3 separate regions of the Mus musculus genome follow, and all the other regions are linked to region 2. A link is a loop called in an ENCODE intact Hi-C map of the cell type or tissue named here. Cell type or tissue: left cerebral cortex. All regions are shown on one strand.

The links. Peaks named below come from ENCODE experiments on the same cell type or tissue, not always from the same donor. Only the 100,000 strongest peaks of a DNase experiment are listed, where the experiment ranks them.
Region 1: a loop joins it to region 2, with 2.4 times the contacts of the local background. A loop is called at or near these places in 4 of 42 quality-filtered maps.
Region 3: it touches region 2 in a loop (2.2-fold over the local background); 5 of 42 quality-filtered maps call a loop at or near these places.

What each region holds. Positions count from the first base shown.
Region 1 is chr11:107,061,032-107,069,031 of GRCm38, reverse strand. It overlaps Bptf (bromodomain PHD finger transcription factor), which reads left to right. Exons shown (of 28, transcript NM_176850.3): 12 at 633-757; 13 at 1,777-1,905; 14 at 2,936-3,086; 15 at 3,322-3,364; 16 at 6,250-6,496; 17 at 7,197-7,348. Among named protein-coding and RNA genes, the nearest start is that of 1810010H24Rik, 39 kb to the right of the region's middle. In left cerebral cortex, a CTCF peak has its summit at 3,915 (motif pointing right); DNase peaks (open chromatin) are centred at 3,534, 3,981, 4,243, 4,842 and 1 more place; H3K27ac peaks cover 2,532 bases.
Region 2 is chr11:107,172,556-107,180,555 of GRCm38, reverse strand. It overlaps Nol11 (nucleolar protein 11), which reads left to right. Exons shown (of 18, transcript NM_133702.3): 8 at 438-514; 9 at 1,464-1,587; 10 at 1,895-1,980; 11 at 3,699-3,773; 12 at 4,809-4,990; 13 at 6,827-6,952; 14 at 7,095-7,346. Among named protein-coding and RNA genes, the nearest start is that of Gm39425, 13 kb to the left of the region's middle. In left cerebral cortex, a CTCF peak has its summit at 3,110 (motif pointing left); no DNase peak of the experiment used is centred here.
Region 3 is chr11:107,075,907-107,083,906 of GRCm38, reverse strand. It overlaps Bptf (bromodomain PHD finger transcription factor), which reads left to right. Exons shown (of 28, transcript NM_176850.3): 5 at 1,207-1,394; 6 at 2,336-2,691; 7 at 3,053-3,184; 8 at 5,258-5,387; 9 at 6,109-6,247; 10 at 7,206-7,385. Among named protein-coding and RNA genes, the nearest start is that of Bptf, 52 kb to the left of the region's middle. In left cerebral cortex, no CTCF peak of the experiment used is centred here; DNase peaks (open chromatin) are centred at 184 and 4,445; H3K27ac peaks cover 320 bases.

The DNA of each region.
Region 1 (8,000 bases), 110 kb after region 2:
TTCCCTTCTCATCCGAGGAGCGGATGCAGGACCGTATATTTCTGGTAATGGATTTCTTCTAACCTTCCCCAGCACTGGTACATTCATAGTGTTTGTGGTGCTCATGAGCAGTGGTTCATGTTTGGAAAAGCCAGCTTGAACTTCAGAATTCTGTTCAATTGGAAAAGGTCTTTCAGAGTGTTTTAGTTTGTTTTACTCTTTGAGAAAATATAAACATTTTCAGATTTTTGTTTTGTTTTAGCAAAAATTAATTCATCATGATTTTTTCAATACTCCTATCAAATTTAGTAACACAGTTACTGATTTTGTTTTTCTCTGTATTTTTCATGCAGATACATTATAGACTAATATAAAGATCTTTATAAGTTGTTGTCATATCAAGTCTTAAGATAAAATACTTTAGATATTATTTCTGTGGCATTGGAAATGAGTCTCACTGATTTAAAATTGTTCAGTGCACATTATCCTGGGAGCCCAAATGTGTTACTTTAAAGACTGTAATGCCAGAGTCTGACGCAGCACTAAGGTTGTAGTCAGTGCCAGAAACATCTCCTTCAGTTTTATAGAGAGGAAGAGAAGAAAGTGTGAAAGAGTGTGTGTGTGTTTGTAGTTGATCTGGGTTTTTCTTTCAGGTATAGACTACAGACGGTAAAGTCCTTGGCTGGAGTGAGCCTGATGTTACGGTTGCTGTGGGCCAGTTTGAGATGGGATGACATGGCAGCCAAGGCTCCTCCAGGAGGAGGGTCTACACGGACAGGTAAGGGAATTGCATTTTAAGTGTAAAAGCTGTGGGCTAAGGATGTAGCTTAGTTGCTGAAGTGCATACATATCTCATGCATGAGGACTTGTGTTAGGTCCTAGTGCTGTGTGTGTAACCTGTAAGTTCAAGGCCAATTTAGATTATATAAGGCTGAGTAGCCGAAAAGGTAGCCAGACCTGGCAGCACGGGTTTATAATGCCATCTACTTTGGAGGCCAAAGCAAGAGGATCTAATTAATGACCTGCTTGAGCTCAAGGCCAGCTAGAAAAGCTGTCTCAAAATAAAATAAAATGAAATAAACAACAGAAGAAACTTGAAGTGGGTTGGTTCTGTGGCTGTCGCACTTGCCTAGCATGTGAAAGGCTCTGAGTTTGTCCCCTAGCCATGCAATAAAGTCATGTGCTGTTCACTCAATTTATTAAATACTTCTCTTATTTTATAGAAGTTTACTCTTGCTTAAGTTTTCTGGATGCCATCAAATTAAGGTTAAGGGGCAAGGTTTAGATTATAAGTAAGTCAGCACACATACCCCAACTCAAGTTCCAGTGGCACTCAGTATCCAGTGTGCTCAGCCAGTTCCCCGGGGCATCCTGGAGCCCTGGCCTTGCTCTGACTGAGTGCTGCCTCTTGAAGCTACCTTGGATGCTGTATCATTGTTCTTCTTCCTGCTACTTATGCTGAGGCAGAAGGATTGCCACAAACTTGATGCCATCCTGGGCTGACATATTGAGTTCTAGGCCACCTTGGGCATCAAAAAGGAAGGGGCTGGCCTGCCTAAGCAGCACAGTTGAGAGCCCTAACCTAAAAACAAACATTAAGACCACCTGCGAGCGGCCACTGGAAGCCAAGAAATTCAGCTGTTGTAACCCAGCAGCGATGGTCACTAATAACCCAAGGGGATGGGAAAGGAAGGTTTAGACTCACTGCCTTAAAGGAGAGCCAAAGGCTGCAGCTCCTGAGCTTCCTCATACAGAGTCCAGGTGGTTAGTAACAGTGTGCAACTCATATTCCCACAGAAACATCTGAAACTGAAATCACAACCACTGAGATAATTAAGAGGCGTGATGTGGGCCCTTATGGCATTCGTTCTGAGTATTGTATCAGGAAGATCATTTGCCCCATTGGAGTTCCAGAAGCACCAAAAGGTAACATAGAAGAAAATATATCATTGCTGGCCTTTTGGCCGAGTGTTCTGTTAATTGAGGTTTGGCTACCTACCTGACACTGCAGACTGCTCCTGTATTGAGGAACATGAAGAACAACCACCAAGACAAGAGATTGCCGTGAGTCCTAGGCTAGCCTGGCCTACAGAGTGAGACTTGTTTCAAAAACAGACAGACTAGGGGCTGGAGAAATGGCTCAGCAGTTGTTATTGTTCTTGCAGAGGACCTAGGTTCAGTTCCCAGCGCCTACATGGCTATTGGCCTTGCTTCCTGGTGAGCCAAGGAAGGGGCATCCTCAAGCGGTCCCTGGAGCAGGGTTACTGCCAGGAATTACTCTTCTCTTCTCTATCCAATGTCACAGCCAGAAAACTGCCAACATGCAAATTGTCTTTGAGTCTCAGCGATGAATTGCTTAGTCACACGTGGAGAGAGGATAAGGAACAGAGTTCCAGGCAGGGGAAGGTTGTTATGTGCGGCTCACCCAGCCTTTGCCAGGGCTAGGAAGCCCTGTCCCAGGACTCATGGCCACTGTTCTGCTTTCACAAGGACTCTGATTGTAACATGGCTACATGTAGCACAGACACTGTTTTTCACTGATTCTTATTAAAAATGACATGTCTTTATGTGCACTGGTGTTTTGCCTGCGTGTATGTCTGTGCAGATCCTCTAGAAATGAAGTAACAGACAGTTGTGAACTGCCATGTGGGTGCTGGGAATTGTCCCTCGGTCCTCTGGGAGAGCAGCCAGTCAGTGCTCTTAATCTCTCCTGAGCCAGGCACTTTGGTCCAGATTTGCAGTGTGGACCACCTGGCCTCTGTGATCTCAAGGATTTGCCGATATCTGGCACTTTAAAGGGAAAAGTTTGGCTGGTGGTGGCCTCCTGGGCTGTGTAACAGAGCCCATCTCAAGTTAAAAGATGTCGTTTGCCATCCACCATGCCTCATGAGATAGATGTCAGAAGAACTCCATGGGAACATTATTGCTGAAAACATTCTGATTTTCTTTCACTAAGAAACACCCACACCTCAGCGGAAGGGCCTCCGATCAAGTGCACTTCGGCCAAAGAGACCAGAGACCCCCAAGCAGACGGGCCCTGTTATCATTGAGAGCTGGGTAGCAGAAGAAGAGCTGGAGCTCTGGGAGATCAGGGCTTTTGCTGAGAGGTAACAGTTAACACCTGGTCACATGGGAGCTTCTGCGGTCTCCTCTACCCTCTGATTGTATATGCTAGCTCGGGGGAGTTGGTGTAAGCCTTGTTTCTACATTTAGTGTGTTTCGTTATTCTTAAGTTACCTTAAACATTCATTTAAAAGAAACAGTTCATGCCTCTGTGTGATGCCAAGTCAACCAGATTTCGTTTGTGAACGGTTTCTGATGAGTCGCTCCTTTTCCCTGCAGAGTGGAGAAAGAAAAGGCTCAAGCAGCAGAGCAGCAGACCAAGGTCAGTGGGCAGCAGGGCAGCTTCCCGGGAGGCACTGCACGGCAGGGTGACCTTCTTAACCAAATTCAGGAACACGAAAGGCCCGGGATTATGGCTTCACGTGGGATACTTAAAGTCAAGTGTACCTCATGTTTCATTCTTGAAACTGTCTCAGTGATCCATGACCCTGCACCTCTGCAAACTGAGCATAGTGTGGTGGGACATTGTGGCCTCTGATTGCTGTTACAGTTCCCTGAGTCATCTCTAAAGACTCTTTTCCTGCTGAGCTCCAGTGAAGCCTGTGAAGGAGGAAGCTTCACCAAGGCTCTCAGTTGATTGGAATCAATGCTCCTCGACAAGTCGTTTGCTGGTTTTTCAGCATCCTGTCTGGTGACCCATGTACTGTATCCAAGAATCAGAGGGCTGTGCTTGCTTCTGCAAGTGTAAATCTAGAGAACACTTAGCGTGGGTTTACAACAGAAATGTTGACATAGGTACACGTTTATTTTTATTTTATGGGTATGGTGTTTTTCCTGCATATGTCTGTGTATCATGGTGCACTCCTGGTACCAATGATGTCCAGAAGAGGGTGTCAGATGCCTGGAACCGGAGTTAGAGATGACTGTACCACTATGCAGGTGCTAGGAACAAGCTCTGGTCCCTTTAAGAGCAGCCCTGTCCTGAGCATCTCTCCAGCCCCAGCTGCATATATTTTAAAAACACTTACTTTTTAGGCTTTAAGGTTTTATAAAGCATGTTTTTCAAGCTCTGACCTGTCTTTCAGTTTATTCTGCATCTGTCTATTCACTTGAAATTTGGAGAAATAGCACTATTGGATTATGTGCTGAATTCAGCTTAGGAAATGTACAGAAAAGCATAAGCATCTGTTCCTATAGCAACTGGCATCTGTTCCTATAGCAACTGGCTAGTTGTTCTTTCCTCCCTTTTATAGGTGTATTTTGTCATCTCTGCACCACAACCTAGTTCGCCACTTTTTAATTTGTTTTCAAGTAGCTCTTCATGCTTTTAATGCATTTTCTCTTAGTGCAATACTTGTAATTATGTGTTGTTTCTTTGCTACTATTTTCCTTTGAACTAATTGGATCAGATGATGGTTCTAAGTATGCAGAACAAAGCTGAGAAATAGGGCTGGCGAGATGGCTCAGTGGTTAAGAGCGCCGACTGCTCTTCCGAAGGTCCCGAGTTCAAATCCCAGCAACCACATGGTGGCTCACAACCATCCATAATGAAATCTGATGCCCTCTTCTGGAGTGTCTGAAGACAGCTACAGTGTACTTTCATATAATAAATAAATAAATCTTTTAAAAAAAAAAAAAAAAAAAAGCTGAGAAATAAGCGCTGATAGCATCCTTCCAGTTCTGTTCAAGTATATGGGCTGTCTGCCAAAGCAATGCAAGCAGAGTGCCTGGGATGGTGGAGGAGAGGGGACGCCTGGGGACGCCCTGGGCTCCATAGAGTCTGGAGCATGGTGTCACAGTAGCTCAGGCTCTCCCATACCTCAGTGGGTAGCTCAAGCTGGCCTCAAACTCACGGTAGTCCTCCTGCCTCTGTCTCTCATGTACTTCAGTTACAGACATGAGCCGCCATGCCCAGCTCTTGTTAGTGGTTTTGAGACAGTGTTGGTCTATATCTCAGGCATCCTCAAATTTAAGGCAACCCTTCTGCCTCATACTTTTGAGTGTATGTAAATGGACTTCATCACAGCTCCATCGTGAGCTGGGTCCATGGGTCCCTAGCACAGCCTGTCTGTCAGCCAAGTTTCTTCATGTTTAGCATTTACAAAGCCAGCTAACTGATTTTGGTGACAACTATTGCTACATGAGGTGTACTGCCCAAACACTAGTCGTATTGTATGGAAGCCTGAGCTGTGGCTTAGTGGACCACTGTGGATAAATCCAAATAGCCTTTCATTTAAAACATGCGAGTTGAATTGTCTTTTGTACCTGTTTTGTTTTGTTTTGTTTTGTTTTGTTTGAGACAGTGGCTCTTTGTATAGTCCTGGCTGTCCCAGAACTCTATACATAGAGCTACCCTCAAACTTACAAAGAACTGCCTCCCTCTGCCTCACAGTGTAGGGATTAAAGGCATGTACCATGAGGCTGGGCCTGGTTTTTTAGAGTGGATCCTACACTAAAGCTTAGGCTGGTCCCAGAGTTGGGATTACTCATGTGTCTACCACACCCAGTTTAACCCTGGTTTTACTTATTTTCATTGTAATTTTTTGCAGTGCAGAATAATGACCCCGGGGCCTTGTGCGTGCCAGGCAAGCACTCTGCCAACTGAGTGGTGTCCCCAGTAATGCTGATGGGATTTCCCTCTGTATAAAGCATTTAAAGTGCCTTTAATTACATAGTACATGAAGTATTCCCAGTATTCAGGAGGCTGAAGCAAAAGGATTGCCCCAGGTTCAAGATCACATGGCGTTTGTTCCAGGCCAACTTGAGCTACAGAGTCAGACCCTGGCTATAAATAACAGTAACAGAGTCTCAAAACTATTTTTACTTTTCCATTTAACTTGATGACAAGTTTGCTGACCTGAATAGTAATAGTAAAAACTACTATCCTGCTGTTTATGATGGAATAATCTAAGCTAGCAATGCTGTCAGGCCCAGCCCACTCTTCCTGCTCTGATTAAGAGTCACAGGTATCCTGTCTCCAGGAAGATTTCCCATTCCCTCCTCACTCACTGGATGTTGTATAGAACATTTTGATCATTTAAATTTCTTATTTATGATTAATTTATTATGATGTAGGCACTGGAAATAGAGGCTGGGGTAAATTTCGACAGGTATGTTTTCCTTTTGCAAGTTCAACATCTGGCAAACCCTACAGAATGGGGGTTGCCATGGAGAACTGGAGTTCACTTTTCCTCTCTTGACTCTCAGAAACGTTTGGAGCAGCAGAAGCCTGCAGTCATCGCAGCGTCCACCACGTCCCCAGCAAACAACACAAGCAGCACTGTCTCTCCAGCCCAGAAGGTGATGGTGGCTCCCTTAAGTGGCTCGGTCACCCCTGGAACAAAGATGGTGCTGGCCACAAAAGTCGGCTCGCCTGCCACAGTCACATTCCAGCAAAACAAGAACTTCCATCAAACTTTTGCCACGTGGGTGAAGCAAGGCCAGTCCAATTCAGGTAGAGCCAGGGTGAATGAGTGGAACATTGCTTTTGTTCTGGGTGGGGAAAAGCATTTTCTAACCTTCATTTCCTGAGAGTGTGGTTCTGCCTCTGCCACTGCTTGCGCAGACAGGCTGGACAGTCGTTGTCATAGCTGCTCTTTGTGCGTCTCCTCTCTGCAGTCCTCACCTTCAGTACCCACATAGCCAGGGCACTTGGAGCAGGGGTGTTTTTATTAAATACAGAATGATCTGCATTTCGTGCATCGGTGCCCTTCCTAGAAGTCACTTCGCTGCTGGTTATTTAAATCTAAAGTTTATTAAATGTCTTATACCCCATTAGCCACCAGCACAGCTGCCACCTCTGCTACCACCATTGCCAGCACAGGTCAGACGTTCCAAATTACGGGCAGTCCCGTCACTATGGCAGGAAAAGTAATTACCAAATTGCCACTTCCTGCAAACAGCAAGATTGTCGCTGTAAATGTGCCAGCAACACAAGGAGGTAAGGGAAGCAACCGCACAGAGTTTGAGTTCACCTTCGCCAGATCATGCTGTCGCCATCCTCCATCTCCTCCTCACTGGTTTCAGTCGTCAGGTGTCACATTCTGTGTAGCCCACTCTGCAACCCGCCACACGTAGTTCCTCCTCAGACACCAGCAGCACCCACTGCCTTTCTTTGAAGGGGGTGGTTCATGTCTTCTTCATCTCTTTCTAAGGCATGGTCCAGGTACAGCAGAAGGTCCTGGGGATCATTCCATCGACTACAGGTCCAAGCCAGCAAACCTTTACTTCATTCCAGCCCAGGACTGCAACTGTCACAATTAGGCCCAATACCTCAGCCTCTGCAGGAACCACTACCACATCACAGGTAAGCAATCTTAGTGTACAACGGGATTTCTTTGTTGAGAAATGCTGATGTCACGGTGACATTCCTGTGGCCTCTGCCCCTATCAGTTCAGCCCATCTTCTTTTTTTTTTTTTTGTTTTTTTTTGTTTTTTTCGAGACAGGGTTTCTCTATAGCCCTGGCTGTCCTGGAACTCACTCTGTAGACCAGGCTGGCCTCGAACTCAGAAATCCGCCTGCCTCTGCCTCCCGAGTGCTGGGATTAAAGGGGTGCGCCACCACGCCCGGCTTCAGCCTGTCTTCCTTTACTATGATTTAATCTGTGATGAAGTACTGATTTGGAGATACACACACACACATAATTTTTTTATATTTTTAATGAACCCAGATGGTACATGATGTATTAATTTTGGTATTTGTTTAGTTGCATATTGGTATTGTTTATAACTGTTATTTGCCAATATTTCCTAAAGAAGATTGACAGCCAACACAGGAATGTGCTGCACTTGGTAACTCTGGCACGCTTGGAACTCCTCCCACCTGCAAGCAATTCTCTCTCAGCTGTGCTTTTAGTTCTCCTGTGTTCTTTCTGATCAAGAAGGAAACAGTGAAATACACTGTATGTCAGCTGCTAGGTGCATGTGTTAGATAGAACAAAGTCCAAATGTTCTGACTC
Region 2 (8,000 bases):
GCTAAGTGTTATTTATTTTGTACTGTTAGTACATGCTTCTGTGTGTTTGTGTGTGTACATACATGTATATGCCTGTGTGTGCTGGCTTTGGCCTCAGGGTAACATGGGCCCACAAGAGGGTTAGGACTTCTTCTATATTCTAAAATAATTTGGTGCTGATTTTATGATTGCTGGGATTCAATGGTGAGGTCATCTGGTCCTAGACTTCCTTCTTGAATGTTGTTTTAATTACAGACTCAGATCTGCTATCTTGAACTTTGTGGGGCTTTTCCACTCTCTACCTGCCTTGTGCCTCATCTGTTTGAATTCTTGGGGCAGCCACTCTTTTGTATACATCAAGCAAACTTGTGTGTTTCCCTCTGCCTCCTTCCTTCATGCCAGAATAGCTTGTGTTTCTGTTTAGGTCTGTTTCTGAACTTCTGTAAATTATATTATAGAGTGCCTCTCCATATGGAACATAAAGTTTCAAACATTACAGACGTCAAAAGAGCTGCCACAAGGAACCAGTGGGCAGGTAAGTCTGACTTTTTTTTCTTGTTTGTTTGTTGGGTTTGGGTTTGGTTTCTCTGTTTTGTTGGGGTTTGAGTTTGGGTCTTTGCTTGAGGTAAGATGTTGCTGTGTAGCCTAGCATAGCCTCAAATTTGCAATTCTCCTGCCTCCACCTCCCCAGTACCGGAATTATTATAGACATGTGCCATCGTTCTCTTAGTTATTTGTTTTAGTTAGTTAGTTCTATTAAGTTTCTTTCCTCTGAGGAAAACTAGAATTACAGTTGATTTTGTTACCTAAGAGCTTACATTTGATTGGGTTTTTGTTTTAAAAAAGAATGAACCTATGTGTCCATCAATGACTGAATGGATGAAGACAATGTAGAATATATACATAATGGAACTTGGGTCATAAAGAAGAATCACATTTGTAGGAAAAGTATATGAAAATTTTAGAAATCAGGATTTTCTTTTTTTTTGGTTTTTTTGAGACAGGGTTTCTCTGTATACCTCTGGCTGTCCTGGAACTCACTCTGTAGACCAGGCTGGCCTCAAACTCAGAAATCCGGCTGCCTCTGCCTCCTGAGTGCTGGAATTAAAGGCGTGTGCCTCCACGCCCAGTTTAGGATTTTCTTTATTTCTTTTTCTTTTGGGGGGGGGGGGTAATTGAGACAGGGTTTCTCTGTGTAGCCCTGGAACTCACTTTGTAGACCAGGCTGGCCTCGAACTCAGAAATCAGCCTGCCTCTGCCTCCCAAGTGCTGGGATTAAAGGCGTGCGCTACCATGCTTGGCTAGGATTTTCTTTCATTGCTGGATCTAGACTTAAATTTGTCTGAGATATGAGTGTGGAGCAGGGTCATGGGAAGATGAGACTGGCAGCAGTGAGTGGACAGTAATGGAAAGTAAGGGCAGGGGCTTGTGAGTGTATGTGCAACAGTCAGACTTTAGAAAAATGGATGCTTATTTTCTTTCAGCTCTGGTATCATGGGGAAGTACTATTCATGCTACATGGAAAAAGTCTAACTGTGATTCCATACAAGTGTGAAGAATCGTCTCTAGCAGGCGCTCTTGGAAAACTCAAGCACACACAAGAGTCAGGTAGAACCCTCTCTACTTTCTTAGATCATTTTATTGGCTCCTGGTTCCTTTTTTCTTTGGGTTTTTCTAGACATAGTTTCTCTGTATAGTCCTTACTCTCCTGGAACTTCACTCTGCAGACCAAGCTGGCTTCTAACTCAGATCTGCCTGCCTCTGCCTCCCAGGCGTTGGAACTAAAGGCGTGCACCTCCACCTCTTGGCTTAGACCTCTCTTAAATTGTGCATAAATGGTTTTCCTTTGCTGTTCATTGCTTTGATGATATTAGATCAAAATAATCCAGTAATTTTATGTTTTGTATTTCCTTAGGCACTCATTCTGTGCCCCACTTTGTAAACTGGGAAACATGTTCAGGATATGAACTTGGGTCCTCCGGTGCAGAGCAGTCAAGAACTGTAAGTTCAGTAGTGGGATGAGAAATGTTAGTGCGAATGTAAAAAAAAAAAAAAACAAGGAAAAGCTGTATTATTGTAAATGTTCCTGTGTGTTTCTTTTGTTTGTTTGTTTTTGTTTTTTCGAGACAGGGTTTCTCTGTGTAGCCCTGGCTGTCCTGGAACTCACTCTGTAAACCAGGCTGGCCTCGAACTCAGAAATCCGCCTGCCTCTGCCTCCCGAGAGTGCTGGGATTAAAGCTGTCAGCTACATCTTGATTTTTAATAACGGCTTCAGCATTGTAACTGTACAGCTTTTACCCAAACTGATACTTGGCAACTCTAGATGTTAATTTTTTTTAAATAGTTATTTATTTTATGTTCATGTGCCCAAGTATATACGTGCTCCACCAGGCAAGGGGAGGAGAGTCAGATGCCCTGAACTAGAGTTGTAGGTAGTTGTGAACTGCCACGTCGGTACTGGAAACCAAACTGAGGTTCTCTGCAAGTACAACAGATGTTCTCAGTGGGGCTCTCTCCAGCCCCAGTATATGTTAGTATTAAAGGATGTGTGTGATATCAACTAAGTCCCAAGTAGAAAATATGCCAGTGTGCAATTAGCAGTAATATCTTCCTGAGTGTAGAGGTGTCCAGATAAAAAAAAACAAAACAAAACCACTAAAACCAAAGCTGGATGTGATTCAAGCCTCTAAGTCCAGCACTTAGGCTGAGTGAGGAGGGTTGCGGGTTTGAGGGCAGTCTGGGCCTAGTGAGGTCCAGTCCAGCCTAAGTTACAAACAAAAAACAATGAGCTTAATTTTAGATTTTTAATAAAAGCACTTTATTTATAAATAAATCTTGTTTTTAAAAAATATTGTATTGAAGCTGGAGAGCTGGCTCAGCAGTTAAGAGTTCTTGCTGCTCTTGCAGAGGGCCTAAATATAGGTTCAGTACTGATTGAGACAGCTCACAGCTGCCTATAACTCCAGTGTCCTCTTGTAGCCTTCTCCGGTACCTGCGTTCACACACACACCCCAGGGAGACGCACATTGGCCTGTGCGGGAAGAAAATCTTAAGAGGAGGTCTGCTCTTCAGAAGCCCAAGTTCAGTTTCCAGCAACGACAAGGTGGCACACAACCATCTATAATGAGATCTGGTGCCCTCTTCTGGCCTTCAGGCAGAACTCTATGTATAATAAATAAATCTTTTTAAAAAAGAAACAAAAGAGAAAATATTGGGGCTAGAGGGGTGACTGAGTGGTTAAGAGTACTGGCTGCTCTTATAAAAGACCAGGTGTTGCTCCTAGCATCCACATAGCAGCCCAGAGTTCAGGGATCCAACCCCCTCTTCTGGCCTCCATTGTGGCCTGCACTGAACATGCTAAACATGCTACACATGCACACATGCTACACATGCACACATGAAGGCAAAATACTCTTGCACAAAAAATAAAAATAGCTGGACATGGTGACACATCCCAGCCCTTGGAAGGTAGAGGCAGGTAGATATCTTAAGTTTGAGTCAAGCCACGCACTTCATAGTGCGTTTCAGGACACCCAGAACTATAGAGAGAGAGACTCTGAGTCCCAAGGGAAAACAAATATAATTTTTAAATAATAAATCCTGAATATGTATTTTCTAAGTATATGATCATACCTAGTATTCTAATCTGTTTCATAGTCTTGATGTTTTGATAGGTCTTTTGCATTTTTAGAAAACCTAACAAATTTATTTACTTACAGCTTAGGAGAAAAAAAGTTGAAACAAATTTACAGCCAGAAGTTCCAGGATTCAAACAACTTTTATCAATAATAAAGGTAATTCTGTTTGTTTGGTTTTGTTTGTTTGTTTCGTTGGTTGTTTTTTTTTTGAGACAGGGTTTCTTTGTGTGGCCCTGGCTGTCCTGGAACTCACTCTGTAGACCAGACTGGTCTCGAACTCAGAAATCTGCCTGCCTCTGCATTCCAAGTGCAGGGATTAAAGGCGTGAGTGAGCCACTACTGCCCGGCCCGGCTTGTTTGGATTTGTTGTTGTTGTTGTTTGGTTTGGTTTGGTTTTTGGTTTTTTGTTTCCAAGACAGGATTTCTCTGGGTAGCCTTGACTGTCCTGGAACTTGCTATGTAGACCAGGCTGACCTCGAACTCAAGAGATCTGCCTGCCTCTGCCTTCTGAATGCTGGGATTAAAGGCATATGCTATCACTGCCTACTTAATAAAGGAGAATTTTTTAAAAAGAAAGCTAGAAATGGGGCTGGTGAGATGGTTCAGTTGGTAAAGGCACTTGTCCTGCAGCCCTGGTGGCCAAGTTTGATCCCTGGGACCCATACAGAGGTGGACTGAAAGAACTCAATGTGTATGCTCATTAAGTATATGAGTGCACAGCACCAGAGTGCCTGGGAAGTTAAGTAAGCTACAGTGTAGATTTTAGGCACTGAACCCAGATCATATGCACAAACAAGTGCTCTTAACAGCTGAGTTATCTCTCCAGTGCCATCCTTCATGTTCTAATGTTTATTGTTAGCTATGGTGAACATTTGCATTTTAACTTTGTCAGAGTGGTCACCAAACTTTGCCTTATTTGACTCTATTATCTGATAAAATTAGTGATGTGCTGTTGTGCTCTTCCTGTATGTGAGAGTCCACATGGTGTTTGTAATGTAGTCTGAGTAACTGGGTTTATAAACCCTTAGATTTCTCCTCCTCTGTAGTGTGTATGTGTGTGTGTTGTACAATTTGTCAACTTGCTTGAGTGGGTTACATGAATATTCATGTTTTCTTTTTTTTTTTTTTTTTTAAGTTCAGACTGATATTTCTTAATGTCTCAGGCTAAATTGTTTAATTCTGCCCTTTCAGAAAGATTCAGAAAAGCACATTGAAGTAGAACTCCGTAAGTTTTTGGCGAAGTCAACACCTGCCTTTCATACTATAATTGGAGACTTAGTAGCAGGGCTTGTGGGAAGATGTAAAGCCGAGCCATCGTTTTACCCCCGGAACTGTCTGACACAGCTCATCCAAACACACGTGCTTTCCTACAGGTGGGTGTGGGTGTCTCCTGCTTCAGACTTAGCCTTTTTTTTTTTTTAATCTTGTTGTTTGTACTTGTAGGTTTTTGTTTTATTTTATTTGGTTCTTGGGAGGTACCTCAGCAAGTGAAGTATGAGGACTGGAGTTTGGCCTCCCTGCGCTCCCATAAAATTATGGTGGGGTATGGCAGCCCACCTGCAATCTTAGTGTATGAGAGATAAAAATAGGACTAGCCAAAATTTCAATCTCTAGGTTCAGTGGAAGACCCTGCCTCTTTTTCTTTTTTTTTCCTTGAAAGTATTTTACTTCAGATTGAAAAATTAACAGCCTGCACGCTGCTCATTCCAGATACATAGTATTCACGAATACAATGCTGGTCATCTGGGGAATGTATACACACCTCAATTCTCCTTCATGCTTTTTCTTTTAGAAAGATACTGTGTACCAAAAAGAAACATCAGCAGTACAGGAAAAACTATTTTCCCAATAAATTTACGAAAACCTAAGATTCCCAGTGGAATCAAGATTATCTTCCCGCTACCACCACCTTAATATAATCACATGCTTATTGGACACTAATAACCCACTTAAGAGTAAATTTACTTTCAACAATGAGGGTGATTCTTTGAGACCCTGCCTCTTATAAGGTGAAGAGCAGTAGAGGAAGCCACTCAGTATCACTCTGGAGCCTCCACAGACTCGGGCACACACTTCTATGAACATCCACTCATAAGTGATCATGTACAAATTAACACCACTCACATAGCTCACCAGAGATTGCTGCCTGGACATGATAGTAGTCTCAGTTCCTTTCCTGTTGCTGTGATGACATGGGCTTCACCACATAGACCTCTCCATACCTTCACAGCTTCGCACAGTGGGTTTGTGAGTCCTCTTTATAGAGACTTCAATCCCACCATACATTGCCTGCCTCAGTTTCCACATCTTTGCCCTCAGACTATTACTGCAATGATAATGCTGCTGAGTTCAAGAAATGGCTCAGACCACTGCCATATCAGCTCATTTGTGCAGGCCCTAGGGAAACATTTTGCTGGGCAGTTGGATTTGAGGAGCAGGGAACTCCTTCAGTGTAGACTTCTTTAAATGACTCTGAATATTCACTAGATAAGGGATGATGTTCTGCTCTTGGGACAGCTTTCCTGTTGTCCATTCTAGCTTAAACGGTTTCTAGTTAAGGGTGTTGATCTCTTTAATAGTTACAGGTGGTCTCTCAGTATCAAACTAAATGACCTCTTGAAATTTCCTCTATGAAACAAACTGATCTGTTATTGCTCAGCTCAACTTCATGTATGTTCTCAGGGTATGGACAGAGGAAAGCCAGATTCTTGATTCGATACCACACAAGTGGCCCATAGCCCAGTCCCCTAAGCATCCTTGGTCCACTGTTCAGATCTCTTCCACCTGAATGGCCTCCCGAACTTTGCTTTCAGCATTTAACTGCTTTTTGAACCTGAAAGAAAGACATTAAGACAATGTTGAGATATGTGCCTGTAAGCCCAGCACTTAGTAGGTCAGAGCAGAGAGATTGAGTTTGAGGTCAGCCTGGACTACATAGTGATTCTTCTTTAAAAAACAAAACAAAAGCAAAAAACACTGGGGCTGGAAATAACTTGCTTGTCTTGCAAAGGACCTGGATTTATTTTCTCGGGACCTGCTTGGTACCAAGGGATCCAGGCTCTCCTCTGACTTTCAGAGACACCAGGCACATGTGTGGTACACAGACATACATACAGGCAAAACAATCATAAAATAAACTTTTTTTGTTGTAATTTACTAATGATTTTTTAAATATAAAATTGTAGTAATTGTATTACTTCTGGTCTCAGCTTATGCCCTGACTTGATGGAGATTGCCCTAGAGCACACAGATGTGCAGATGTTACAGCTGTGTCTACAGCAGTTCCCTGACATTCCTGAGTCCACCACCTGTGCTTGCTTAAAACTTTTCTTGAGGTAAGTTAGATCCTGTGCTTTCAGTCCCTTGACATCATTTAAGTCTGATTTCTGAGGTGTTGGATGCTTGGATTAGAAAATGAATTTACAGAAGTTTCGAATTGTGAGAAGAATTAACTCTTGCTTTCAATTAACATCATAGCGTTGGTGATGACTGTCTTCGAGACAGTAATATCAACATGGAGTCAGTTTTTGATTATAGTGATTCCACACAAGATGAGAAAAAGGAAATGGAAGAGCAAATTGAAATTGTTCAGAATGGCTTTGGACCTGAAGATGGGAACTGCAGTGAAGATAGTCAGCAGTTAAATGATAAGCCTGCAGACACAGCACACGAGCCCGGCTCCTTCCCTGTGACCTCATGTCCTGTGGCACCAAAGCGAGCAGCTCTGCTGTATCCTTCCAAATCATTTCCACTGCACTGTGTCCATCAGGGACATATGCTAAGCAGAAACTAAGGCGTGGTTAAATTGTTTTTCCTGTGTGTTTTTCAGTATTTACAAGAAATGCATTATAGTCAATGCTGCCTTCAATTATTAAATCTGTTCACTTGTGTGAGCTCGCTCTCTCTCTCTCTCTCTTTCTCTCTCTCTCTCTCTCTTGTGTGTGTATGTGTGTGTGTGTGTGTGTGTGTGTATGTGTGTGTGTGTGTGTGTGTGTGTGTGTGTGTGTGTGTGTGTGTGTAGGTGAATTACACCCATGATCATATGCATACCTGGCAAACATACTACCTCAGAGCTGCTTTCCTTTGCCATTTTTTTTAAGATTTATTTATTTTATGCATATGAGTACACCACCATTACTTTCTTCAGACACATCAGAAGAGGGCACCAGACCCCATTACAGATGGTTGTGAGCCACCATGTGGTTGCTGGGAATTGAACTCAGGACCTCTGGAAGAACAGTCTGTGCTCTTAACCACTGAGCTATCTCTCCAGCCCCCCTTGCCATTTTTATCTGTTTTCTTTGGGGAGTCTTTTGTTGATTCTTCTGGCTTAATTTTGTTCTGACATGTGTCCTATGGCTCATGTAGCCAAGAACAGCCTTG
Region 3 (8,000 bases), 97 kb after region 2:
CTTCCTGGGAATTTACTCTTCTGCTTCAGGGTGTTGTGGATTATTGTTTCCTGCAAGCCACAGTTTTTCTGTCATCGAGGTGTAAGTTAGAGCCTCTACCTTACACCCTCACTAACAGGGAAAGCAGAATCCTACACGGGCTCAGCCAGAGCCAGAGCACTTACCCAGCTTGCGAGCTCTCCATTCAGTTCTACGAGAGAAAGGGAAAGGGAGGGGAGCCAAGAGGAGAAGCCAGTTTAAAAACGGAAACATGGAATAGGGTGATGCCTGACTGGGAGAGTGGCCTCATGGGATGGGGGTTGCTCTGTCCAGTTCTGTCTGGGTGCTGTAGTTGCTTCCACAGGCAGGACACATGGTCCTATTATACAGTTAAAGTGGATAGACTAACCTCTCCAGAGGGTAGGGTGGGGAGGGGACACATTGAGCCTACTAATGGTAAACAACCCCCCATTTGCATCTGTCTTTACTTGCCTAAAGTACCACCATCTATATAATGTGGTAAATTCCCATCCTTAGATTTACCAATGCTATACTGTTTATTTTCTTTTTTTAAGCTTTAAATTAAAAAATCAGGTCTTGTTCAATTTTCTGGCCAATGGAAAATATACTGTAATGAGTAGCTGGGGTATGTGTGTTCATTATCTGACATGAACTCTGTGCATATAGAAAGCAGAAATTGCTTCTGGACATTTACATCTTTCTCCATCAAAAGCAGATGTTGAGAGATTCTCATGTTAAGAGGATAATTGTTGTAATGAGTTATCCATATATAATTGTGCAACTTCTGTAGAGAAAAATTCAGTTGTCACTTATGTTTAAGATTTAAGACTATTCCTACTTAAGTTCAGTGGGTAATCTTTCTAAAATTAACTCTCTTTTGAACATACAAATCAAGGCAACATCTTTGCATTTAGATTGTTATGTTTGTTATTTGCAAGTTTCTGGGGGTCCCTCTTTTACAGTAGATGTGTTTCAAAACAGTTACCACTTTTCGGTAAAATAATGAACAAGTCATGGATTTTTTTGCTTTTGGTGTTTGCTCTGGAGGAAACCAAGGACTGATAACGTTTGCTTGGCCTGTGGAAGGACATTGTCTGCCTGCTTGTCGGACTTTAATATAGACAGCATGAGTGTTGGATAAGTGAGGCGTTCGTAGTTACTTCCTTCCTGTCCACATCACTTCGTGGCCTTTTCATTTAATAACAGGTGATTTCAGACTGGAGAAGTCCAATGGAGAAGTTTCCGAGTCCCCTGGAGCTGGGAAAGGAACATCTGGGTCCACTCGTATCATCACCAGACTGAGGAACCCGGAGAGCAAACTCAGTCAGCTCAAGAGTCAGCAGGTGGCAGCTGCAGCCCATGAAGCAAATAAATTGTTTAAGGAGGGGAAAGAGGTGTGTTCTATTTAAGACAAAATTCTGTGCACTGTGAATGGTTACAATTGTGCATTGGAGAGACAGTTGCCCTTCCAATGGGCACCTCCCAACGCCAGCTCCAAGAGACCTGAAGCCTGTGGCCTTCAGGGGCACCCGCACTCATGTGTCAGTTCCCACGGGCATACACATGTGGACTACACCCTTGAGTCTTTAAAGTAGGTATAGGAAATGTATAGATCTAGTTTTGAATTGTATTTTCTTTCTTGTAGTGAGTACCAAGAGCAACATTGTTAGGCTTGTTTTATGGTAAATACACTTATACACCCAAATTTAGTCTATTTATTAGAAATTCAGTGAGCAGAAGACATTACAGAGTCAGCTTTATTGCATATATTTCTCCTTTGTTAGTTTTTTGTTTTGTTTTTTTAAGCTACTGTTTTACTGTGTTGCCCTGGCCACCCACCTTGTTTTTGTTTGCTTAACTTATATTTTATTAGTGTGTGGTGTGCACACAAGTGCCCAGATTTGTGAAGGGAATCCAGACAACTTTGTGGAGTTAGTTCTTTCTTTCCACCTTGTGGTATCTAGAGATTAGAGTTGGTCACCAGACTTGTCAAGTGCCTGTACCCACTGAGCTGTTCCACAGGTCCTTTGTGTTCCCCACCCTAGAGACAGCTTGGCTTTGAAGCTCTGACTAGACTTGAGTTCATGGTCCTCCCCCTCAGCCTTTTGAGTGTTAGGACGACAGGCATGAACACCAGCCCAGCTCCAACCTCACTTGAAATGTAGCTTATTTTTTCTTTCTTTTTTAACAACCCATACCCCCCAAATTTAGCAATTAAACTTCAGTCTCTTAGTCATAGATGTCACCTGTTTGGAATGTTTACAATTATTGAAAGACAGTTGGCCAGACAAAATTTGCATCTTTGACACAAACAATGACTTACTTTCCTCTTTAGGTGCTGGTGGTTAACTCCCAAGGAGAGGTTTCACGGCTGAGCACCAAAAAGGAGGTGGTCATGAAAGGGAACATCAACAACTATTTTAAGCTGGGACAAGAAGGGAAGTATCGAGTCTACCACAATCAATACTCGACCAATTCATTTGCTCTGAATAAACACCAGCACAGAGAAGACCATGATAAGAGGAGGCATCTTGCACATAAATTCTGTCTCACTCCAGCTGGGGAGTTCAAATGGAACGGGTCTGTTCACGGGTCCAAAGTCCTTACCATCTCAACCCTGAGACTCACCATCACACAGCTAGAGAGCAACATTCCTTCATCCTTCCTTCACCCCAATTGGGCTTCACACAGGTAAAGGACGCTGACGTTAATTTATTGCATTAAGAATGCTAACTCCCTGTAAATTGATCCTTATAGTGTGTCCCTTAAAGCGTTAATACCAGTGAGTTCAGTGAAGTCTCAGTGGGCAGGAAGCTGAAGATGTGTGTGGGTCAGAAGTACCAATGCAGCACTCACATCTGGGTAGCTTCAGGTGTCAGAACTTTATCCCTAGAGTCAAGTGGAGACCAGAGTTAAAGAATGTTCTACAACATTCTTTAGGAATGTATAGGTTGAGGAGTTGAGAGACTGAGTGATACCTGGTGCTGCTCCTGGTGTATAAAATCTCCTTAAGAGCACCCGAGTGACGTGATTTCTTCCTTCTGCAATGCAGGGCTAATTGGATCAAGGCCGTTCAGATGTGTAGTAAACCCAGAGAGTTTGCGTTGGCTCTCGCAATTCTGGAGTGTGCAGTTAAGCCAGTTGTGATGCTGCCAATATGGCGGGAGTCTCTAGGACATACCCGGTGAGTAAATCCTGAGCCTTGGGAATGGTGGGTAGTGGAGACTTCTGAAATGCTAGATAATTCATAATCATGGAAAAACCCGAGAGTTCATGGTAAAGACTGTCTTTTCCTGTCTACAATAATTCATAGGGTACAGAACTGTAGTGAAGATGAGACCAAATATGGTTTTGTTGTTTTAAATTTGTGTGTGTGTGTGTGTGTGTGTACTTGTGTGTGCCATGTGTGTGAATAGATGGTTTATTCTTTTTTTTTTTTTCCCCAAGACAGGGTTTCTCTTTGTTAGTTGGTTTATTCTTGACGGGTGTCTTTGCCCCTTGAGCCATCTTGCAAACGATATTACAAGTGATAGGCCCTCTTTTTTGAGATAGGCCCTAAGCCTTAGAGGAAGTGAAGTGATGCAGATGTTCCATTTGTGACTGAGGAGTCCACAGACACTTGCTTTCTGTATGTGATCAGCTGTGAATGTCTGAATTGACCACCCTTATGTATGACACAAAAATAGTTCCTTGATGGTGTCTGAGAGCTCACCCTTCACCTACACACAGGCACTCACATTCCAAACACACACAAATGTGCACACAGACAAATAGATAAAGTAGTTGTCAAAGTCTTGGGTCTAGTGGGTAGAGGCTCCAGCTGCCAAGCCTGAGGGTCTAAGCTTGGTGAGATCGAATCTCAGAAAGTAACAAGCCAGGCATGGTGGCACATACTTTCAATCCCAGTGCTTAGGACATGGAGACAAGGTGTCCGGCCATCATAGGATACATGAGATCATGTCTCAGGAAATAACCAACAATAAAACAGTGTTTGAGAGAAATGGCTCGATGGTTAAGAGCACTGGTTGCTCTACAGAAGACCTGAGTTCATTTCCAGCACTCACGTGCTAACTGTCTGTCTGTAACTTCAGTCCCAGAGGATCTGATGTCTTTTTCTGGCCTCCATGGGCCCCTATAAATATGAGGTATACATAAACTCATGCAGTCTCTCACATCTACACATTAAAAGAGTAATTATTTAAAGAATAGGTATTAAATTGAGGTACACATACCTTTAACTTCATCTTTATGTAATAGAGGTTGGACAATTAAGTTTGAGGCCGGCCTGAGCTACATATACATAAACCTTGTCTCAACAAATATAAAAACATGTTTGCAGTTGTCAAAATACCTCCTGGTCTGAGGAAGCCGAACAGTGCTCCCTGCGAGTGCTTAAACTGGCAGTGCTCCCTGCGAGTGCTTAAACTGGGCCATGGAAGCCCAGCTGTGCAACCCCGAGCGCGTCATTACAAAAGAGGACATGTTTCAGGGAATGAATAAACCCACGTGCTAATAGAAGAGAGGCAAAGGGTGAATTAATTTATATTTTTGTTCTGATACATTCCTTTTAAGTGGATATAAAACCCAGGTGCCATAGAGAAGGAAATTGGACAGACATATTTTAAAATTCTGAGTGGAGAACCATTATTGTAATCAAACTCGAAAGAGAGATGGCAAGCTGAGGGGAAACATTTGCACCACAATGGAAGCTTTCCTCAATTGGCAAAGACCTTGTATAAGTGAAAGAACCAATAGTCCAGTACTAGTGAGAGAAAGGACCCAGACAGGCGCTGTGCAGGAAATGGATGTGAACGGCTGGCAGATAGACGGTGGTGGCTTCTTTCCTTAGGGACAGTATTGGTCCCTCCTAGTTTGGCTAGGAATTTGGAAGTGTGATACTTACCTTCAAAGAAGCTATGAAGCAGTAGGATGGATTTGTGGTTGGTGGCTCCTCTGCACCCCATGAAAGCTGTCCCAAGTCTGTATTTTCTGGCTAAAATCCATTGTCTTGAGTTGCTTGTGTGGCATCGGTTCTGTTTATAGTAGGCCTTTATGGACTGTGAGTGTTGGGTTAGGGTTGGCGCTTTAATCTCTTAGGGAATGATCATCTGCTTGTTCTGTCTGTTGAGCATCTTGGGCATAGAGTTGTAACTAAGTAATCTCTGGTTTTCCTCCTAATTTTCAGTTTTCATATCTTTTTTGTTTATTTTCCAAAATTAAATGGGATTCTTTTTTTTTTAAATCTGTGTATTCTCAGGTTACATAGGATGACATCAATTGAAAGGGAAGAAAAAGAGAAAGTTAAAAAAAAGGAGAAAAAACAAGAGGAGGAGGAGACAATGCAGCAGGCCACATGGGTAAAATACACATTTCCAGTGAAGCACCAGGTAACTGTCCCCGTGGTCGGCACGGTGCACGTGGGGTTCCGAATGCGGCTGATCTGCTTTGCTTTGTCATGATCTTAATTAATGAGGCAGTGTGAACACATGTAAGCATGGTTTTCTCAGAATTTGAGACCAATTTGTTGAAATTAGTAATAGAGATAAAAACATTGTTAAATTTAATAGAAGTGTAAGTTCTTTCACAAATCTTTAGATTGCTACTGAAAATATAGTTGTTTGGTAAATTTAATTTGCATGAACCTTTTATTATAATTTTTTAAAATTATTAATTTTATGTATATGAGTATATCGTAGTTGTCTTCAGACACATCAGAAGAGGGCATCAGATCCCTTTACAGATGGTTGTGGTTGCTGAGAATTGAACTCAGGACCTCTGGAAGAGCAGCCAGTGCTCTTAACCCCTGAGCCATCTCTCCAGCCATCTTTTATTATAATTTTATTTATGTGAAAATGTATGTGTATGTGAAGGGAAGGAGAACACACACACACACACACACACACACACACACACACACAGGTCACAGCATAATTCATAGGACTTGGTTCTCCCGCTCCTACCATGTGGGTCCATAAGGGTCGGGCATGTTGTGCCTGTCTTCCCTTCCCACTGCGTCTGGCCCAGTGTGCCTGATCCTTCGCTTGTGTTTGACAGGCGCTTCTCACACTCCGTGCATTTCCTTAACCGTTACATTTCCATATTTGCCAGGTTTGGAAACAGAAAGGTGAGGAGTACCGAGTGACAGGGTACGGCGGCTGGAGCTGGATTAGCAAGACGCACGTTTACAGATTTCTTCCCAAGTTACCAGGAAACACGAATGTAAACTACAGAAAGCCCTTGGATGGAGGTTAGCAAGCAGCTGTTTTAGTATATACAGTTAATACGAAATCTTTAATGTTTCCAGTTTTTATGGTCTTGAGGATTTTTGTTTGTTTTTCTTTTTTCAAAACAGTTTCTCTGTGTAGCTCTGGCTGTCATAAACTTGCTCTGTTGCACAGGCTGGCCTCAAACTCACAGAGATCCACCTGCCTCTGCCTCCCCAGTGCTGGCATTAGAGGTGTGTGCCATCATTATCCTGTGAAATATTTGTTTGTTTGTTTGTTTGTTTGCTTATTTATTTTTAATAAGACCACGTCTTCAGATTTCATAGTATACTGACCGTATTTTAAATGAATATGTCCTCAGGAACATTTAATAGTGTGTGGGAAGTACTGTTTTGATTTACTAGGTAGATGTTCTCATTTTTTAAAATTTACGATTATTTATATTTTATGTATATGAGCATTTTGCCTTCATGTATATAAGTGTACCATGTGTTCATCCCTGGTGCCCGCAGAGACCAGAAAAGGGACATTGAGTCTCCTGGCCTTGGAGTTAGAAAGGACTTTAAACCACTGTTAGTTATGAGTGCTGGCAACTGAACCCAGGTCTTCTGCAAAACCCACAGGTGCTCTTAACCAGCCTAACCAGTTCTCCAGCCCCATAAACTCTAAAGATTTTTTCAATTACCTTTATTTATAAGGCTTTGATAGATTTGAATTTTAGTTAACGAAAGATGAGAGAAAATGATTTTTAAAAATATTCAACTCTGTGATTACAATATTATTTTCAAAATACTAGTAGTGGTGGCTCAGAGGTTAGGAGTGGCTTGCAGAGACCATAGTTTAGTTACTTTGTCCTTTCTCACCTCTCAGGGCACCTGCACACTATAGATACGTATACAGACACAAAGACATAAATTAAAGAATCTTTTAAAAATTCTAATATTAAGAATATCTGTGACCATACATGTGATTCTTTTTTAGCCAAAAACAATACAGATGAAAATAAAGATGAGTCAGAGAAAAGGAAAAGTCCACGAAGTCCAAAAAAAATGAAGACAGAATGTGATTCTGAACAAGGTGAGACCAGAGATGCAGATGCCACAGCTGGAGCCGCCGCAGGGGCAATGGAGCTGTCTAAGGAACCTGAGAAGAAGGATCAAGGTAAGCAGGGGCAGGAGGCAGGGGGTGGTGAGTACCAGGTCAGGTTCCCACTGGCAAACACACAGCCTCTCTCTCACACAGCGCACTTCATCATGCCAAAGGATGTTGCTTTCTGATCCCACCCTGTTGGTCTGTTCTCTGTGGACTTGCCTGTTTTAGACGTTTCAGTTGAGTAAGCATAGGCAGTCTGTTGTCCTCCTTTATCCAGCGCGATGTGTTCAAGGTTCATCCACGGCGTAGTGTATACCAAAGAGTACTCCACTGTGTTGGTAGACCATAATTCATCTGTCCAGTCATTGACCAATGGATAATTCAGCTTTTCTGCTTTTTAGCTGTTCTGAACATTTAACACTAAGTTTCTAGGATTTGGTTTGTGTGTGTATGTAACTCTGAATGGCCTGGAACTCACTGTGTAGACCAGCCTGGCCCTGAACATACAGTGATCTACTGTTTGTGCCTCTTCAATACTGGGATAACAGTGCCACCATAACCAGCTTGTTTTCTGCATATTATAAAAGCATTCAGTTTACTTGTCTTGTGGGTTCCAGAGATCAAACTCAGAGCCTCATGCGCTGTATAGCTCTGAGTACAGAATCCTGGAAAAACAGATTTTCA